Linked DNA regions of Homo sapiens: region 2 is linked to region 1. The links are chromatin loops, found by intact Hi-C in ENCODE. Cell type or tissue: Calu3. All regions are shown on one strand. Links, peaks and the distances in the headings refer to the core of each region. The heading gives the core; the rest is flanking DNA.

Region 1 (9,983 bases), core at 859-8,858:
GAGATCAGCAGTTCGAGACCAGCCTGACTAATATGGTGAAACTCTATTTACTAAAAATACAAAAATTAGCTGGGCATGGTGGTGTGGGCCTGTAGTCCCAGCCACTTGGGAGGCTGAGACAGGAGAATTGCTTGAACCTGGGAGGCGGAGGTTGCAGTGAGCCGAGATCTCACCACTGCACTCCAGCCTGGGCAAGAGAGAGCAAGACTCCATCTAAAAAAAAAAAAGAAAGAAAAAAAATTTTGAGGTAAAACTTACATAACATAAAATTCATCATTTTAACTATTTTAAAGTGTACATTTCAGTGGTGCTTAATACACTCACAATGTTGTGCTACCATCAGCAGTATCCCATTCTAGAACATGTTCATCACATTTAAAGGACACCCGTACACATTAAGCAGTCATCCCCCATTTCCTCCTCCCCTCGTTCCCTGAAAGCCATTCATCTCCTTTCTGTCTTTCTGGATTTACCTATTCTGGCCATTCCATATAAATGGAATCATACCATATGGAATCTTTTATGTCTAGCTTCTTTCACTTAGCATAATATTTTTATAGATTTATCCACATCATAGCACGTATCAGTATTTCCTCACTTTTTATGTCTGAATAATATTCCATTATGGATAGAACACATTTTGTGTATCCATTCATCAGCTGTGCACATTTAGGGTGTTTCCACCTTTTGGCCATTACAGCAATTACAATGTACTGCTAAGAACATTTGTGTACAAGTGTTTGTTACCAATTCCTTTGGGATACACAGCTAGGAGTGGAAATGCAGGGTAATTCTATGTTAAACTATTTGGGGAACCACCACATTGTTTTCCACAGCAACTGCACCATCTTACATACCCACCAGGAGTGTACAAAGCTTCCAATTTTTCCACATTTTCACCAATACCTGTTATTCCCCCGGCCCCAAAATTATAGCCATCCTGGTGGGTGTGAAAAGGTACCTCACTGTGGTTTTGATTTTATGTCCCTAATAATTAATGATGTTGTACAACTTTTCCTGTGCTTATTGGCCACTTGAATATTTTCTTTGGAGAAATGTCTATTTAAGTACTTTGCCAATTTTTAAGTTGGATTATTTGGGTATTTTGTTGTTGAGTGGTGAGAGTTCTTCCTCTATCCTGGATACTAGATGTTTATCAGCTATATGCTTTGCAAATATTTTCTCCTGTTCTGTGGGTTGCCTTTTCACTCTCTTGATAGTGTTCTTTGCTGTATATACGTTTTTAATTTTAGTGAAGTCCATGTTATTTTTTCTTTTGTTGCCTGCACTTTTGTTGTCATAGCTAGAAAACCACTGCCAAATTCAAGGTCATGAAGATTTACCATTATGTTTCCTTCTAAGAGTTTTATAGTTTCAGCTCTTATATTTACAATTTTAATCAATCTTAAGTTAATTTTTGTATATGGTGTGAGGTAAGGATCCAATTTCATTCTTTTTTATGGATATCCAATAGTTCCAGCACCATCTTTGAAGAGACTGGCCTTTCCCCACTGAGCAATCTTGGCATTCTTGTCCAAAATCAACAGGCCATATATCTGAGGGCTTAATTCTGGACTCTTAATCTATTTCGTTTTCTATATGTCTGCTTTGTCTCAATCCATTCCATTGTCTATATGTCTATATTCCATTCTGTAAGTCTGTCCTTATGCCAGTATCACAACCTTTTGATTGCTGTAGCTTTGTAGTAAGTTTTGGAAATCAGGAAGTGTGAGTCCGTCAATTTATCCTTTTTTTCTTTTCAAGATTGTCTTGGCTGTTTGCGGTCCCTTGCAATTCCATAGCAATTTGGGAATCAACTTTTCCATTTCTACAGTAAAGCCCATTGGAATTTTGATAGAGATCGCATCAAGACTGTATTTTGCTTTGGGTGGTATTGCATCTTAACAATATTAAGTCTTCCAGTCCATAAACATGAGCTGAGTTTCCATGTATTTAGGTCTTCTTTAATTTCTTTCAGCAATGCATTGTAAGTTTCAGTGTACCAGTCTTTCATCTCCTTAGTTAAATTTATTCCTATGAATTTTATTCTTAAGGATGCTATTGTAAGTGGAATTGTTTTCTTAAGTTTCTTTTTGGATTGCTCGTTGCCAGCATATAGAAATACAACTAATTTTTGTGTGTTGGCCTTGCACTCCACAACATTGCTCAATTCCTCTGTTAGGGCTAATAGTTTTTCAGCAGATTTTTTCCTATATAAGATCATGTCATCTGTGAATACTTTTATTTCTTCTCTTCCGATATGATGCCTTTTATTTCTTTTTCTTGCCTAATTTATCTGGCTAGAATCCCAGTACTATGCTGAACAGAAGTGGTGAAAATTGGGCATCCCGTCCTGTTCCTCTGTTGGGGTAAATGCTTTCAGCCTTCCATCATTGAGGGTTTTTCACAAATGTGCTTTTTCATGTTGAAGAAGTTTCCTCTGTTTCAAGTTTGTTGAAGGTTTTTAATCATGAAAAGATGCTGCCTTTTGTTAAATGCTTTTTCTGCATCAATTAGGATGATCATCTGGCTTTCTCCCTTCATTCCTGTAATGCAGTGGATTACATTGATTGATTGGGCAGCTTTGATTTTCCAAGATAAGCTGTAAATCTGCATTCTGATGGGAAATCTTACTTTTAAAAATGTGTGCACAGGCCCGGTGGCTCATGCCTGTAATCTAAGTGCTTTGAGAGGCTGAGGCAGGAGGATTGCTTCAGGCCAGGAGTTTGAGATCAGTGTGGGCAATACTGCAAGACCCTGTCTCTGCAAAAATTAAAAAAAAAATTAGCCAGGCATGGTGGCATATGCCTGTAGTCCCAGCTACTATGAAGGCCGAGGCAGAAGGATTGCTTAAGCCCAAGAGTTTGAGGCTGCAGTGAGCTATGATCACGTCACTGCACTCCAGCCTGGGCAACAGAGTGAGACCTCATATCTAAAAAACAAAACAAAACAAAAAAACTGTATGTACATAAAAAAAAAATGCATAGGCCAAATGAAACTCAGCTAACAGACAAACTGGCTCTGGCCCACCAGTTTGAAATCGCTAATCAAGGGACTTAATAGTCCTCCCTCCCTTTGACTCAGGAATTCCACTTCCAGGGATTCATCCAGAAGAAATAATCCAAAATGTGGGCAAAATTTGACACCTGCACTTGAGTATTACCTTTAATTGCCAAAGCTAGAAAGTCCCTGAACACCCAAAAATAGGGGACACAAAAATGTCACAGTCAGCCTACTAGAGTGAATGTTTTGCAGCCACTTAGAATGGCTTTCATGAAGACTATGAAATGTCATCAATAGATACAGGTGATATCATTTTAATGAAGGTTGTTCAATATCACCACAATTGTCATCTACTATGAACATAAACTTTTTTTGTGACAAAAAGAAGAGGGGTTCCCCAAGGCCTCCTCTCTGGCTGGGGTAGTGTGGCTCAACAATAGGTCATCTCCCCACTGCCCGCCTTTCCTCTTTTTCCAAATGTGGAATGATGTCCTGATATAACGTTTCTTGGCACTTCCCACATTTGATTCGCATTTTAAGCACTTGACTCTCAGGAGCACATCTCCACACACCAGTTTCCCTTTGGCTGGCTGCGTGCTGGTCCACAGCCATTTGCCCTGCTGGTCCCACATAGGAAGTGCTTTGGGCAGAAATCCACCCCCTGTCCCACCCATCCCTGTTTTTCATAAGCACTTGAATCAAAACAATCTTTTTGTTATTGTTGTTGTTGTTGTTTTCAGACAGAGTTTCGCTCTTGTTGCCCAGACTGGAGTGCAGTGGCGCAATCTCAGCTCACTGCAACCTCCGCCTCCCAGATTCAAGCGATTGTCCCGCCTCAGCCTCCCGAGTAGCTGGGATTACAGGCATGCGCCACCACGCCCGGCTAATTTTTGTGTTTTTAGTAGAGACAGGGTTTCTCCATGTTGATCAGGCTGGCCTCGAACCCCCAACCTCAGGTGATCCGCCCGCCTCGGCCTCCCAAAGTGCTGGGATTACGGGTGTGAGCCACTGCGCCCGGCTGAATCAAAACAGTCTTGAACATCGTTTCTCACATTGCTGGCTGGCAGGGAGGCACCTGTCTCCAAGAATTCAACACCATGGACAACGGGATTCACTGGGCTGCCATTCTGACCGTTGCAACCGCAACCCTTTCTCTAAGCAGCTGGGATCACAGCCTCTTCCATTCTTCCTTCTTGTATATCATGTCATGGAGCAGATGCTACACACAGAAACCCAACAGTTCTTTCCAGGCTTCAACCTGTAAAACCCGACTCCACTCTGAGTATTCCAGGCCCACACATCAATGACAGTGCCTTGAAAACAGATTTAAAAAAGAAAGGGCCCCTAACCCCGCTCAGCCTCCCCGAGGAGTTGCCGCTCAGCTGCGTGCTGTGAGGTAGATGTAGAGAGAAAATGCTTCACAACCAGCAAGCCGGGTGCGGTGTGGTGCAGGCCCATCCAGCCGCCCACAGCGCCCTGCTGGGCTCAGAGGACAGGGGACGCTGCAAGGGGTGGGGCAGGGCTGCGTGGAGGGGGCCCTGTTTGAGCTGAGCCTCTGTGCTGAGTTCAGTAGTGACCTCCCCAAAAGTCATGTCCACCCAGCACCTGTGAAGGTGACGTGATTTGGAAATAGAGTCTTCTCAGCTGTGATCAAGGGAAGATGAGGTCTTGCTGGATTAGGGAGGGCCCTAACCAATGACTGGTATCTTTATAAGGCAGGGGACATTTGCACAGAGACACAGGAAGGAAGGCCACGTGAAGACGGAGGCAGAGGTTGCATCCAGAGCCCAGGAACACCTAGGGCTGCCAGCCACCAGCAGAAGCCAGGGAAGGGGCCAGGAGGGGCAGAACCTGCCGATCCCTCGATCCTGGACTGTGGCCTCTAGAACCCTGACGGGATAAACTTCTGTTGTGTTAAACCCCATTTGTGACACTGTGTGATGGCTGCCACAGGACCCTGGCAGCTTGAAGAAGGCCTTATCTAAAGGCCCCTCAGCACCTATGGGTGGTCGGCCACTCCTCCTGGGTGACAGCCCTCCTGGGTGACAGCCCTGGTGACAACCCTCTTGGGTGACAGCCCTGGGTGAAAGCCCTGCTGGGTGACAGCCCTCCTGCGTGACAGCCCTCCTGGGTGATGCCCCTCACTGCCCCTTAGTGGCTGACTGGCATGCAACAAGGCACCAGGCGCTGGCACCTCCCTATGGTCACCAGCATGTGGCACCCCTGACCTAGGTGCTGGGCACACTGCACCCCAGGTTCCTGGTCGGACTGGGAGGAGCTAGTTTGGGCGGGGTGGAGCCCTGGGCCGCCAACCCTGGACCAAAGGCAGATGGTGAGCATGGGTGGACCCGGCTTCTTTACCTTCCCGAGGCCTTGGGTGAGGGGCTGGCTGCCTGCCCTGTGCAGAGGACTTTGTCCTTGGAGCAGGTGGGTGCAATGAATTTCAGGGCTCTGACCCAGGGACAGAGGGGCACAGAGGGGTAAAGGGTCCCTCACTCTCGCCCAGCCCCTAGTCACAATCTGGGAAAATTTCCAGAGGCTGTGTGGGGTGGCGTTTTTCAAACCAGTCCAGTGGCTCAAAAGCAGTCCAGCCTCCCCTCTGACTCTCAGAGGCTGGTTCTGAGACCCCGCTCCCATGCAGGCTGACATGAGAGGGAGTGTCTATCCCAAGGGGGGCAGGAGCAGCCTTCCCGTCTGAGGATCCGCTGGGGTGGGTGGGCTTTGTCCTCCTCCTGACAGAGGGAAATGCTGGCTTCTTGAAGGACCATTCCTTAGGGTGGGGTGGGGTGGCATGGGGATGGGAATGGTGGAAAGAGCACAGATCAGGAGGGAGACCCAGAGTCCAGCCCCCTCTGCTGCTCACCTGCTGGGCTCCTCCCTCCTCTGGCCGAGCCTTGGTTTTCTCAGTTGTAAAATGGGCCTGACTCTGTCCCTGTCTTTCATGGATGGGGCATCAGCTGACCCGACAACATACAGGAAAAGCTCTGCAGAGAAACCTCTCTGAGTGCTTTTGGTTTTCAGTCTGGGGTTTTGTTTTATGTATGGTAAAATGCATATAACATAAAAGTTACCATTTTAGGCCAGACGCAGTGGCTCACGCCTATAATCCCAGCACTTTGGGAGGCCAAGGCGGGTGGATCACGAGGTCAGGAGATCGAGACCATCCTGGCTAACACGGTGAAACCCTGTCTCTGCTAAAAATACAAAAAAAAAATAGCTGGGTGTGGTGGCGGGCGCCTGTAGTCCCAGCTACTTGGGAGGCTGAGGCAGGAGAATGGCGTGAACCTGGGAGGCGGAGCTTGCAGTGAGCCGAGATCGCGCCACTGCACTCCAGCCTGAGCGACAGAGCGAGACTCAGTCTCAAAAAAAAAAAACAAAGTTACCATTTTAACTATTGTTAAGTATCTAGTTCAGTGTCATTAAGTACATTCACATTGTGACACAACCATCCCCATCGTCCATATCCAGAACCTTTCATCTTATAGAAATGAAACTGTCCCCATGAAACGCTGACTTCCCTTCCCCCTTCCCCAGCCCCTGGCAACCCCCATTCTACTTTCTGTCTCTAGAGATCTAACTACTCTAGTGCCTCACCTACATGGAATCATACACGATTTGTCTTTGTGTGACTGGCTTATTTAGCTTAGCATAATGTTCTCAAGCCCCATCCATGTGGTGGCCTGTGTCCAAACTTCCTTCCTTTTGAAAGCTGAATAACATTCCACTGTGCAGATGTCCCATAGTGTGCTTCTCCATTCATCCGTGGAGGGACATCCATGGAAGGGACACCACTTCCACATTTCAGCTATTGGGAATAAGGCTGCTGTCAACACGGGTGTGCACGCATCTCTTTGAGACCTGCTCTCTATTCTTTTCGGTATGTTCCCGGAAGTGGGATGCCTGGATCATGTGGTAATTCTGTGTGTGTGTGTGTGTGTGTGTGTGTGTGTGTGTGTCTGTGTGTGTGTCTGTGTGTGTGTGGAATCTCCTTCCTGTTTTCCTTAACAGCTGCACCAGTTGACATTCCCACCAACAATATGCAAGCATTGCAGTTTCTCCACATCCTTGACAGCATTTGTTATTATTATTTTTTTAGAGTGGCCATCACAATGGGTATGGGTGATATCTCCAGGTGTTTGAGCAGCTAGGATTTGATGCAGGCATCCAGCACTTACAAAATCCCTGGGTGAGTTGGAGGAGAGGTCTTGGGTTGCCCCTGCCCCATGGCTCCCAGAGCCCAGCAGAACCAAGCTGCCCAGGAGGTAGGAATCAGGGATGCCACTGAAGCACCACTGACTTCGTGGGGTGCAGGGACCTGGGATCAGGGCCACTGGGCAGCTCAAGACCAGACACTGGAACATTGCTTTAGACACTTCCACGTGCCTGTGACCCTGCTGGGTGGCAGAACACAGCCCAGAGCTGCCAAAAGATGTCCCCCACCCCCGCCTCCTTGATCTCACCTGGGCGTGTTACTAGTGGATCCTAACCCTGGAAGCCATTGCAAGGGAACCTGGAAATGTAGCCTTCAGCTTCCCAGTCCCTGCTGGTCAGGAAGGCACAGGAGGAGGAGGTGGAAATGAGTGTGGAGGGCCACATATCAGGCCAAAGCAGCAGGCACTCAGAACACAGCGGCCTAGAAGCAGGGTACAGGAAGGGATGCCCCTCAGCCACACCAGCCTTCAGGGCCCCAGGCAGGCTCCCTCCTGCCAAAGGTCTTTGTGTATGTTGTTCCTGCCTTATCAAGTGTTCCTCCCTATCCTCTCTGCCTCCACATAGCAAGGTAACTTCCACTCAGCCAAAAACTATCACTGTCCAGCACAGCCCAAATATCCATAAACAGAAAACATCAACAAATGACAGTATATTCATACAATGAAATACTATACAGCAATGAAAAAGAATCACCGACGACCACATACAACAATATGGGAGGATCTCACAGATGTCATTGTTGAGTGAAGAAGCCGGACTCAAAAGAGCACCATTCACAAACCTCCATTACTAGGAAGCTCAAAAAGAAGCAGAATTAATCTATGGCACAAGGGTAGAGAAGAATGGTTACTTCTCGGGGGGTGGGGGGAGTGTTGGATGGGAGGGGACAAAGGAGCCCTCTAGGGGCTGGGCACGAACTTGGTCTTCTCCAGTTTGGTCTGGGGGCTGAGCCTGAGGCACCCATGGGTAAAACTTCATCAAGCTGAACACTTAAACTGTGCACTCTTCCTATGATGAAAAAGTAAAAATAAAACAGACCCCTTTCTCTGAGAAGCCTTTTCCCAGACTAGAGCACCTTCCCCAGGATGAGCTGCCAGGGTTCTGTGCACCCCTCCTGCCAGGCTATTGTCGTGCTGTGACGGTCTGTTTCCCTGTGGGATGGTGAGGTGGTCTGCTCCCCCAGACAGTAAGCTCCATGCAGGAAGTCTCTCTGTCTTTCCAGGGCCTGTATGTCCAGTGCTCAGATCTTAAGCATCTGCTGCAAGCGTGGGTGACCCCCATCGTGGAACAAGCCCACTCTCTGGCAACAGCAATGTGAACCTTCTGCTTGTAATGTAAATGTGAAACCCAGGGCCAGTAAGAGATTCCTCAGATTTGCTGTGCAGCCATGGAAGGCAGGTTTTTCAAACAGAAACTCTTCTTCCTAAAAATATTCGATGTTCAAATCTTTTCTCTGCAAAAAAGACGGAGGAGGAAGAAGTGAAGTTGCTGTGCGTGAGCCCACCTGGAGGGCAGCAGCCCAGGAAGGGCCAAGGGACTGACAGCGACAGCTCAAGCATTGCAGCACCTGGGCCTCCTGCTCTCCCAAGCCAGCAGGATTTTCACTGACTCCCAGATGGCAGAGCCAAGCCAGTGAGAGACAGATGTTGGCTCAAGTGGTTTTGAGAGCTGATGAGTTCCCTGTCCCTGGAAGTGTGCAAGTAGAGACTAAAGGACCACTCCTGAGAAATATTGTGAGACAAGCAGGGGTTGGGACTGGAAGGATGGCCCTTGGAGGACCTCAGAGACCCAGGCCTCTTGTGTCTGTGTCCTTTTGGAACTCTTGGTCTTCGCCGAGGGAGGGATGCCCTCCAGGCTGCCTGGGACCACATAAGGTCTTGGGAGACAGGAGCAGCAGTAGCAGCTTCGTGTATGAAGGTGCTCCCAGTGCTGGGCACTGTAGGGAGGGCTATCCTACCACATCCTCTCAGCGAAGGGCTTTTGTAGAGTATGGTTAAGAATGCAGATCTGCAGTGGGTCACGCCTGCAATCCCAGCACTTGGGGAGGCTGAGACAGGAGGATGGCTTGAGCCCGGGAGTTCGAGGCTGCCTACCCCCTGCACCCCAGCCTGAATGACAGAGCGAAGAGAAATCCTGTTGTCTCTTTATTTGAAAAAAATTTTTAAGTAGGTTCTGGAGCCGGAATGTTGCAGAGAACCAGGCGCCGGCGCCTCCCAATGGTCACCAGCAGGTGGCGCCGCTGACCTAGGTGCTGGGCCCCTCGGCACCCCTCGTTCTGGGTGGCGCTGGGAGGAGCCAGTTTGGGCGGAGAGGAGCCCTGGGCCGCCTACCCTGGACTGAAGTCAGGTGTTGAGCACGGGTGGACCCGGCTTCTTTACCTTCCTGAGGCCTTGGTCGAGGGGCTGGCTGCCCGCCCTGTGCAGAGGACTTTGTCCCTGGGGTGGGTGGGTGCAATAAATGTCAGGGCTCTGACCCAGGGACAGAGGGGCACAGAGGGTAAAGGGTCCCTCACTCTCCCCTGGCAGCGGCCGCTTGTCACAGTCTAGGAAAATATCCAGAGACTGTGCCGGGTGGGGGGTTTTGCAAACCAGTCCAGTGGGTCGAAACCAGTCCAGCCGCCCCACTGAACAGATTCTGCAGTGGGTCACACCTGCAATCCCAGCGCTTGGAGAGGCTGAGGCAGGAGGATGGCTTGAGCCCAGGAGTTCGAGGCTGCCTGCCCCCTGCACCCCAGCCTGAATGACAGAGCCAAGCAAGACCCTGTTGTC
Region 2 (9,983 bases), core at 1,048-9,047, 320 kb after region 1:
TTTGTGAATTTTGGGTTGCATTTCTCTGATGGCTAATGATGCTCAAGCATCTTTTTTTTTTTTTTTTTTTTGAGACAGAGTTTTTGAGACAGAGTTGCTGACCTTGGGTCAGCAATGGCTTCTTCATATGACACAAAAATGCAAGTGACAAAAGAGAAATACACAAAAATTGGACTACGCCAAAAGTAAAAACTTTTGTGGTTTTTGTTTTTTTTTTTGAGACGGAGTCTCACTCTTTTGCCCAGGCTGGAGTGCAGTGGCACAATCTTGGCTCACTGCAACCTCTGCCTCCTGGGTTCATGCCATTCTCCTGCCTCAGCCTCCCGAGTAGCTGGGACTACAGGCACCCACCACCACACCTGGCTAATTTTTTGTATTTTTAGTAGAGACGGGGCTTCACCATGTTAGCCAGGATGGTCTTGATCTCCTGACCTCGTGATCCACCCTCCTCAGCCTCCCAAAGTGCTGGGATTACAGGCGTGAGCCACCTCGCCCGGCCTAACTTTTGTGTTTCTAAGGACAAAATTAAGAAATTGAAATGAAAGTCTACAGAATGAGGGAATATATTTATAAATCATGTATCTGATAAGAGACTTGTATCTAGAATATATAAAGAACTCTTCCAAGTTAACAATGAAAAAAAGCCAGGCACAGTGGCTCATGCCTGTAATCTCAGCAGAAAGCCAAGGCAGGAGGATCACTTGAGGCCAGCAGTTCAAGACCAGCTGGGGCAACATAGTGAGACCCTGTCTCTACAAAAAATACAAAAATGTAGTGTTATACCCAAAAGTAAGTTATCCTGTGCCTGACCTTGTCCAAAAGCTAACAGTAAAAAAAGACAAACCAATTGAAAACCTCAACAAAGGATTGAATGAACATTTCTTTAAAGAAAATTTAGAATGTCCAATAAGCACATAAAAAGATGCTTGAGGCCAGGTGTGGTGGCTTAGGCCTGTAATCTCAGCACTTGGCAGGCCGAGGCAGGCAGATCACTTGAGCTCAGGAATTTGAGCCCAGTCTGGCCAACATGGGGAGACCCTGCCTCCACTAAAAATACAACAAAAATAGCCAGGCATAGTGGTGCGTGCCTGTGATCCCAGCTACTTGGGAGGCTGAAGTGGGAGGATCACTTGAACCTCAGGGGGGTGGAGAGAGTGGGGGGAGGGGGAGGGTTTGCAGTGAGCCAAGTTCACACCACTGCACTCCAGCCTAGGTGACAAGAGCGAGACCCTGTCTAAAAAGAAAAAGATTCGGCTGAGCACAGTGGCTCACGCCTCTTATCCCAGCACTTTGGGAGGCCAAGGCAGGTGGATCACCTGAGGTCAGGAGTTCAAGATCAGCCTGGCCAACATGGTGAAACCCCATCTCTACTAAAAATACAAAAAATACAAAGATTTGCCCCTGTGTTTTCTTTAAGAGTTTTAGTTTTGGGCCGGGCGCGGTGGCTCACGCTTGTAATCCCAGCACTTTGGGAGGCCGAGGCGGGTGGATCATGAGGTCAGGAGATCGAGACCATCCTGGCTAACACGGTGAAACCCTGTCTCTACTGAAAATACAAAAATAATTAGCTGGGTGTGGTGGTGGGCGCCTGTAGTCCCAGCTACTCAGGAGGCTGAGGCAGGAGAATCGCGTGAACCTGGGAGGCGGAGCTTGCAGTGAGCCAAGATTGCGCCACTGGACTCCAGCCTGGGCCGACAGAGTGAGACTCTGTCTCAAAAAAAAAAAAAGAGTTTTAGTTTTAGCTCTTCCATTTAGGCCTATGATCCATTTTGAGTTAATTTTTGTATATGGTGTGAGGTAGGGGGTCAAACTTCATTCTTTTGCATGTAGATATCTTGTTGTCCCAGTTTCATTTATTGAAAAGACTACTTTTTTCCCACTGTATTGTATTCACACTCTTGCTGAGAATTAATTGAGCATCAATATAAGGATTTATTTCTAGACTTAGATAACTTTTATTGGCCACATTTTTGCTTGAATTTAGCAACCTGAATGACAAATGTAAGGTATGATTTGGCCTTCATTGTGTCATATAAATGCCTCTAAAAATTGTCAACTTTTAAAGTTCTAATATGATAAATAGGTGTCAGAGAAACACAAAATACAGAGTTTGAGTTGAATCGTAGACCTTATTTGGTAGTAATTTATCTTTGGATGTGAGTCCAAGTCCTGCAGAGTAGTGAATTTTATTCTGGTTTATGGTATGAACTTGATGTATCGTGTTCCTGTAGCAGGAGTCTGAGAGGCAAAGAATATGTGTACAGCATTCACACTTAAGCTTTCAAAACCCTGCTCGTGGCCTGGATCAGCATGTGCTGACCTGCAGCCACATGACTGTGTCCTGGGGAGCTGCAGGGCACAGTGGTTTGGAGTGGGGTTCTGGACATTGGCTGCCCAGGCTCACATCCTCACTTCCCCAGAATCTCATTCCCAGATGTCAGGCAAGTTATTAAACTTTCTGGGTTTCAGTAAAATGGAGATAAGGAGAAAGTCCTCAGTATATGTGCCTGGCACATAGCAGGTGCTCAGCAAATGCTAGCTGCTGCTGTTGCCGCTCTGTAAGATTTAATAGGCATATCGCAAGAAAGGCATCCTTAAGCCACCACGGTATGGGAAACAATGGATTAGATTGGCTTCTTCACCATAGTACTTTTCAGAGCTTTTAAGTGCTTGTGTGCTTTGTGACACTGCATTGGGGTAGTAAGGGATGCAGCTTTCTTCAAAAGTATTCTAGCGGCCAGGCACGGTGGCTCACACCTGTAATCCCAGCACTTTGGGAGGCCAAGGTGGGCAGATCACCTGAGGTCAGGAGTTCGAGGCCAGCCTGAACAACATGGAGAAACCCCGTCTCTACTAAAAATACAAACAAATTAGCCAGGCATGGTGGTGCATGCCTGTAATCCCAGCTACTCGGGAGGCTGAGGCAGGAGAATTGCTTGCACCTGGGAGGTGGAGGCTGCGGTGAGCCAAGATTGCGCCATTGTACTCCAGCCTGGGCAACAAGAGTGAAACTCCATCTCAAAAAAAAAAAAAAAAAATGTATTCTAGCCTGGGTGGGGTTTGGTAGCTCATGCCTGTAATCCCATCACTTTGGGAGACTGAGGCAGGAGAATCACCTGAGCTCAGGAGTTTGAGACCAGCCTGGGCAACACAGCAAGCTCCTGTCTCTACTAAAAAAAAATAATAATAGTAATAAAAAGAAGCCAGGCATGCTGACCTGTCCCTATAGTCCTAGCTACTTGGGAAGCTGAGGCAGGAGGATCACTTGAGCCCAGGAGTTCAAGGCTGCAGTGAGCTATGATCACGCCATGTACTCCTGCCTGAGCAACAGAGCAAGACCCCGTCTCTTAAAAAAAGATATTCTAGGCCGGGTGCTGGCTCACACCTGTAATCCCAGCACTTTGGGAGGCTGAGGCGGGCGGATCACCTGAGGTCAGGAGTTCGAGACCGGCCTGACCAACATGGAGAAACCCTGTCTCTACTAAAAATAAAAAATTAGCTGGGTGTGGTGGGCGTGGTGGGGCATGCCTGTAATCCCAGCTACTCAGGAGGCTGAGGCAGGAGAATCGCTTGAACCCCTGGAGGCAGAGGTTGTGGTGAGCTGAGATTGCGCCATTGCACTCCAGCCTGGGTAAAAAGAGTGAAAATCTGTCTCAAAAAAAACACCAAAAACCAAAAAAGGTATTCTAGCCTGGAACATTTTTTCATAGCTTCTCGATTAATACCTTTGCAGAAATTCCCGTTTGGGAATGCAAATCTAGACCATACCCAGTGGTCCTTTATCTCCATTTGGCTCTTAAATTGGTAGAAGATTCCTATGGTCAGTTTGTGCCCAGTATCTAGACAAAGCGAAGGGACTCGTCAGTAACTGAGTGGATAACTGTGTATCTGGTGCTGAAGTGGGCACTGAGTACAAGAGATGTGGGCCCAGCAGCAGAGACCAAGGCTGATCAGTCACCCTCATGACTATTTATCCAGCATCTGCTGCATGCTCAGCCTCATCCCAGGGGCTGCGGGGACACAAATAGGTAAGAGAGTTCTTACCTTCAAAGAGTTCCCTGGTAAACAGACATTGGAACATAGATCTCAAAGTAATCGTGGCGTTGGGGCTCAGGCAGGCAGGCAGGAACTGCTGCTCCCCGGGAGGCCACGCCATTGTGCTGCCATCTTGAGGAATGAAAAGGAACCTGCCAGGTAGTGAAGGGCAAGGGGACTCCAGGTAGGAGGGGAACAGTTGAGCAGACGCCCAGGGGACTCTCCTGAGATGGCCTTTGTGGCACGTCCTGCCCTGTTCCAGCAGCTCTGCGCGTGAGATAGGGCTTCCCTGGGCAGAGCCTCAGGTTCTGAGGAGCTTGGTTTGGAATATCTTCAGGGGTGACCATTCTTTTTATTGTTCGGGAATATATGAATATATTCTTTTTTTTTTTGAGATGGAGTCTTGCTCTGTCGTCCAGGCTGGAGTGCAGTGGTGCGATCTCGGCTCACTACAACCTCCGCCTCCCGGGTTCAAGTGATTCTCCTGCCTCAGCCTCTGGAGTACCTGGGATTACGGGCGCCCGCCACCACGCCCGGCTAATTTTTTGTATTTTTAGTAAAGACGGGGTTTCACCACGTTGGTCAGGCTGGTGTTTAACTCCTGACCTCAGGTGGTCCACCCACCTCGGCTTCCCAAAGTGCTAGGATTACAGGCGTGAGCCATCGTGCCCGGCCGAATATATTCTTATAAAAGACTCCAATAGCATGAGCGTGTGTGAAAATGTGTCAGTTGACCTCTCTCCCTGCATATACCCACCTTGGCCCACTCTTCTTGCTCTAGTTAAGAATTTGGTGTGTATGCTTCCAGACCTTTTGAAGTGCACCCCCCTACATATTTAAATATAGATTTACAAATTGATATGCTCCACCCAGCAGTCAGAGTGATATTTTTTAAACCAAATTCAGATGATGTTAGCCCCACTGAAAGCCCTCTGCTGGCTTCATCTTGTGGTAAAATCCCGCTGTCCCTTGGCCAGGCTGGGAAGGCTGTCTGCCATCTGACCCTGCCTTCCTTTCCAACCTCTGTCTTCCTCTGCTCCTGTCACGCTGGCTTCTTTCCTGCCCCTTGGATGTGCCACACGTGTTTCTGGTCTTAGGACCTTTGTTCTTGTTGCATCTTCCTGGAATGTTTCTGCCCTAGTTCTTTACACAGCTAGATTGTTTTTCTCTTTCAAACTGAGAACCGTGCATGTTGCCTCCTCACAGAGGCCTTCCCTGACCACTGCAGCTGAGGTCTCTGCCCTCCCCTCCTGGTCGTTCTGTCCCATGACCCTGAGTGTGTACTCTAAGCTGAAATTGCATGTCTGTGTCTGTCCCTTCCTCTTTTGAGTGTCAGCTCCCTGAGGTCAGGGATTGTCTTGGTTCTGGCTCTATTCTTAGTTCCCAGAATGATGCCTGGCACATCACACACTCAAAATATTTGCCAAATGAATAACTTCATGTGCATAATCCCACAGTAATTGTTGATTTAAAAAAAAATTTTTTTTTAACAATTTTGGAGGAAACCACTCATTTAGAAGGATAAGAACTTAAACCTGATTTTAACATGGTGCTCACTGTCGTGAAGCCTAGAGTAAGAGGCAGTTTATTCATGGGTTCATTAAACAGATACATTTTACGACTTAATATGCACCCAGTACTGTGCTAGCACTGGGGATATATATGTAAATAACACACCTAAGGTCTCCAGTTTCAGGGCAGGTCTCACAGCAGGGAAGATGACAACATATAAACTAAAATGATTTCCAACTGTGATAAGCTTAGTGAAGGAACTAAACAAGGGGCTGTGCTGCAGAGGAAACAGGGAAGGGGCTGCTTTGGGTAGAATGGGAAGCTGGCTCTAGGGAGCTGAGAATTGACATCAGACCTGAAGAGTAAGAATGAATGGGCCAGTGAAGAGTCGGGACAGGCCTTGCAGGCCAGGAGAGGAGCAGGTGCCAATGCCTGAGCCGGGCCAGGCCTTTGTTTGTCTGAGTAACATAAAGGAACTGGACAGCTGGCACTGGAACTTAGGAAGCATGTTGGGGGTGGCAGGGGTGGGTGGAGGGTGAAGTTGAAGAGAGATTGATGTGATCTAACTTAGGGTTTTTTTGTTTTTTTTTTTTTTTTTTTTTTGAGACAGCCTCGCTCCATCACCCAGGCTAGAGTGCAGCGGTGTGATCCCAGCTCACTGCAAGCTCCGCCTCCCGGGTTCATGCTGTTCTGCCTCAGCCTCCCAAGTAGCTGGGACTACAGGCATCTGCCACCACGCCCGGCTAATTTTTTTTTGTATTTTTTAGTAGAGATGGCGTTTCACTGTGTTAGCCAGAATGGTCTCGATCTCCTGACCTTGTGATCAGCCCGCCTTGGCCTCCCAAAGTGCTGGGATTACAGGCATGAGCCACCATGCCCGGCCTTTTTTTTTTTTTTAAATGAGACAGAATCTCACTCTGTCCCCCAGGCTGTAGTGTAGTGGTGCCATCTTGGCTCCCTACTACAACCTGTATCTCCCGGGTAAAAGCAATTATCCTGTTTCAGCCTCCCAAGTAGCTGGGACTACAGGTGTTCGCCAACATGCCTGGCTAATTTCTGTGTTTTTAGTGAAGACAGGTTTTCACCATGTTGGCCAGGCTGGTCTTAACCTCTTAACCGCTTGACTTCCTGACACCTTGGCCTCCCAAAGTGCTGGAATTACATGCGTGAGCCACCGTGCCCAGCTGTAACTTAGGTTTTTATTTATTTATTTATTTATTCGAGACAGAGTTTCACTCTTGTCATCCAGGCTGGAGTGCAATGGCATGATCTTGGCTCGCTGCAACCTTTGCCTCCCGGGTTCAAGTGATTCTCCTGCCTCAGCCTCCTGAGTAGCTGGGATTACAGGCGCCCGCCACCACACCTGGCTAATTTTTGTATTTTTATTAGAGATGGGGTTTCACCATGTTGGCCAGGCTGGTCTGGAACTCCTAACCTTGGGTGATCAGCTCTCCTCGGCCTCCCGAAGTGCTGGGATTACAGAAGTGAGCCACCGTGCCCAGCCATAACTTAGGGTTTTGTTTTTTGTTTTGTTTTGTTTTGTTTTGTTTTTGTTTTTTTTTGAGATGGAGTCTCGCTCTGTTGCCCAGGCTGGAATGCAGTGGCGCAATCTCAGCTCACTGCAACCTCTGCCTCCCGGGTTAAGCGATTCTCCTGCCTCAGCCTCCAGAGTAGCTGGGACTATAGGCACATGCTACCACGCCTGGCTAATTTTTTGTATTTTTAGTAGAGACAGCATTTCACCCTGTTAGCCTGGATGGTCTCGATCTCCTGACCTCATGATCCACCCGCCTCGGCCTCCCAAAGTGCTGGGATTACAGGCATGAGCCACCGTGCCTGGCCATAACTTAGGTTTTTTGTTTTTTGTTTTTGTTTTTGTTTTTGTTTTTTTTTTTTGAGACAGAGTCTCGCTCTGTCGCCCAGGCTGGAGTGCTGTGGCATGATCTCGGCTCACTGCAAGCTCTGCCTCCTGGGTTCATGCCATTCTCCTGCCTCAGCCTCCCGAGTAGCTGAGACTACAGGTGCCTGCCACCATGCCCCGCTAATTTTTTGTATTTTTAGTAGAGACAGGGTTTCACCGTATTAGCCAGGTTAGTCTCGATCTCCTGACCTGGTGATCTGCCCACCTCGGCCTCCCAAAGTGCTGGGATTACAGGCGTGAGCCACTGCTCCCGGCCAATTTAGGTTTTTAAAATGTGGATTTGGGGCAATGAATTTGGATAGACATTTTTCCAATGAAGATATACAGATGGCCAGTAACTACCTGAAAACATCATCAGTCATTAGGGAAATGCAAGTCAAAACCACAAGGAGGAGCTGGGTGAGTGGCGCTCACCTGTGCTCCCAGCTACTCAGAAGGCTGAGAAGGGCAACAGAAGGCCGGAAGGCCAGCCTGGGCAACATAGAGTGAGACAGTCTCTAAAAAAACCACAATTCACATTGTGGGTGTGAATATAAAACAGTGCAGCCAGTGTGGAAAAACACCTTGAAAAACATTTCCTCCAAATGTTAGGCCGGGCATGGTGGCTCACGCCTGTTATCCCAGCACTTTGGAAGGCCATGGAGGGCGAATCACCTGAGGTCAAGAGTTTGAGACCAGCCTGGCCAACATGATGAAATCCTGTCTACTAAAAATACAAAAATTAGCTAGGCATGGTGGCAGGCACCTGTAATCCCAGCTCTTGGGAGACTGAGGCAGGAGAATCGCTTGAACCCAGGAGGTGGAGGTTGCAGTGAGCTGAGATCATGCCACTGGACTCCAGCCTAGGTGACAGAGTGAGACTCCATGATCAAAAAAAAAAAAAAAAAAAAAGTTAGACATAGACTCACTGTATGAGCCAGCAATTCAACTCATAGGTGTATATCCACGGAATTGAAAACAGGTATTCAAACAAATACTAGTACCCGAATGTCCCAGCAACACTATTCACAGCAACCCCAAGTATCCACTAAGTGATGGATGGATATTTAAAATGTGACGTAGCCACACAATGGAATATGTTTCAGCTATAAAAAGGAATGACTGCCGGGCATGGTGGCTCATGCCTGTAATCCCAGCACTTTGGGAGGCTGAGGGGGACAGATTGCCTGAGCTCAGGAGTTTGAAACCAGCCAGTGCCACACGGCGAAACCCCGTCTCTACTAAAAATACAAAAAGAATTAGCCAGGCTTGGTGGCAGGCACCTGTAATCCCAGCTACTTGGGAGGCTGACCCAGGAGAATCACTTGAACTGGGGAAACGGGAGGTTGCAGTGAGTCTAGATCGTGCCACTGAACTCCAGCCTGGGTAACAAAGCGAGACTCTGTCTCAAAAAAAAAAAAAAAAAAAAAAAGTCTGGGCGCAGTGGCTCAAGTGTGTAATCCCAGCACTTTGGGAGGCTGAGGCGGGCGGATCATCTGAGGTCCGGAGTTTGAGACCAGCCTTACCAACATGGAGAAACTCTGTCTCTACTAAAAATACAAAATTAGCTGGACGTGGTGGCACATACCTGTAATCCCAGCTCCTCGGAAGGCTGAGGCAGGAGAATCCCTTGAACCTGGGGAGCGGAGGTTGCAGTGAGCCGAGATCACGCCATTGCACTCCAGCCTGGGCAACAAGAGCAGAACTCCGTCTCAAAAAAAAAAAAAAAAAAAAAAAAGGAATGACCTACCCATTCATGTGGCAACATGAATGAACCTTGAAAACATGATACTGAGTGAAAGAAGCCAGACACAGAAGGCCACGTATTGTAGGATTCTATTTATGTGAAATATTATGGGGCGGGCGTGGTGGCTCACCCCTGTAATCCCAGTGCTTTGGGAGGCCGAGGCACGTGGATCACCAGAGGTCAGGAGTTCGAGACCAGCCTGGGCAACATGGTGAAACCCCACCTCTACTAAAAATACAAAAATTAGCTGAGCGTGTTGGTGGGTGCCTGTAATCCCAGCTGCTTGCGGGGAGGCTGAGGTAGAAGAATTGCTTGAACCTGTGAGGCAGAGGTTGCAGTGAGCTGAGATTGAGCTACTGCACTCCAGCCTGGGCAAGAGTGAGACCTCGTCTTAGAAAAAAAAAAAAAAAAGTTTCTGAACAAGAGGCAAATCCTTAGAGCTAGGCAGCCCCTGGTTCCCCGGGCTGTGGGGAGGGGCTGTGGGAATGACTGCTTAATGGGAATGGGGCTTCTTTTTGGGGTGATGGAAGTGTCTTTAAATTCGATTGTGGTGATGGCTGTAAAACCCTGTAAATATACTAACATTTATTTAATTATACACTTAAAATAGGTGAATATTAGGATATATGAATTCTATCTCAGTAAAACTTTTAAGAAATGTTTACTCAAACATTTAAAAATTTAGGACAAACTATTGATACATTTATTTAACAATTAGGACACACTGTTGATACATTTATTTAACACTATGGGCGAATATCAGAATAGTTTTGCTGGATGAAAGAAGCC

Evidence for each region. Peaks named below come from ENCODE experiments on the same cell type or tissue, not always from the same donor. Only the 100,000 strongest peaks of a DNase experiment are listed, where the experiment ranks them.
Region 2: it touches region 1 in a loop (10-fold over the local background); 59 of 110 quality-filtered maps call a loop at or near these places.

Annotation. Positions count from the first base shown.
Region 1 is chr17:16,992,517-17,002,499 of GRCh38, forward strand. No RefSeq gene overlaps it. Among named protein-coding and RNA genes, the nearest start is that of LINC02090, 9.2 kb to the left of the region's middle. RefSeq lists enhancers at 3,414-3,976, 5,022-5,071. In Calu3, for the core only: a CTCF peak has its summit at 5,165 (motif pointing left); a DNase peak (open chromatin) is centred at 5,225.
Region 2 is chr17:17,309,625-17,319,607 of GRCh38, forward strand. The region is part of intron 2 of NT5M (5',3'-nucleotidase, mitochondrial); the gene reads left to right. Among named protein-coding and RNA genes, the nearest start is that of NT5M, 11 kb to the left of the region's middle. In Calu3, for the core only: no CTCF peak of the experiment used is centred there; a DNase peak (open chromatin) is centred at 4,157.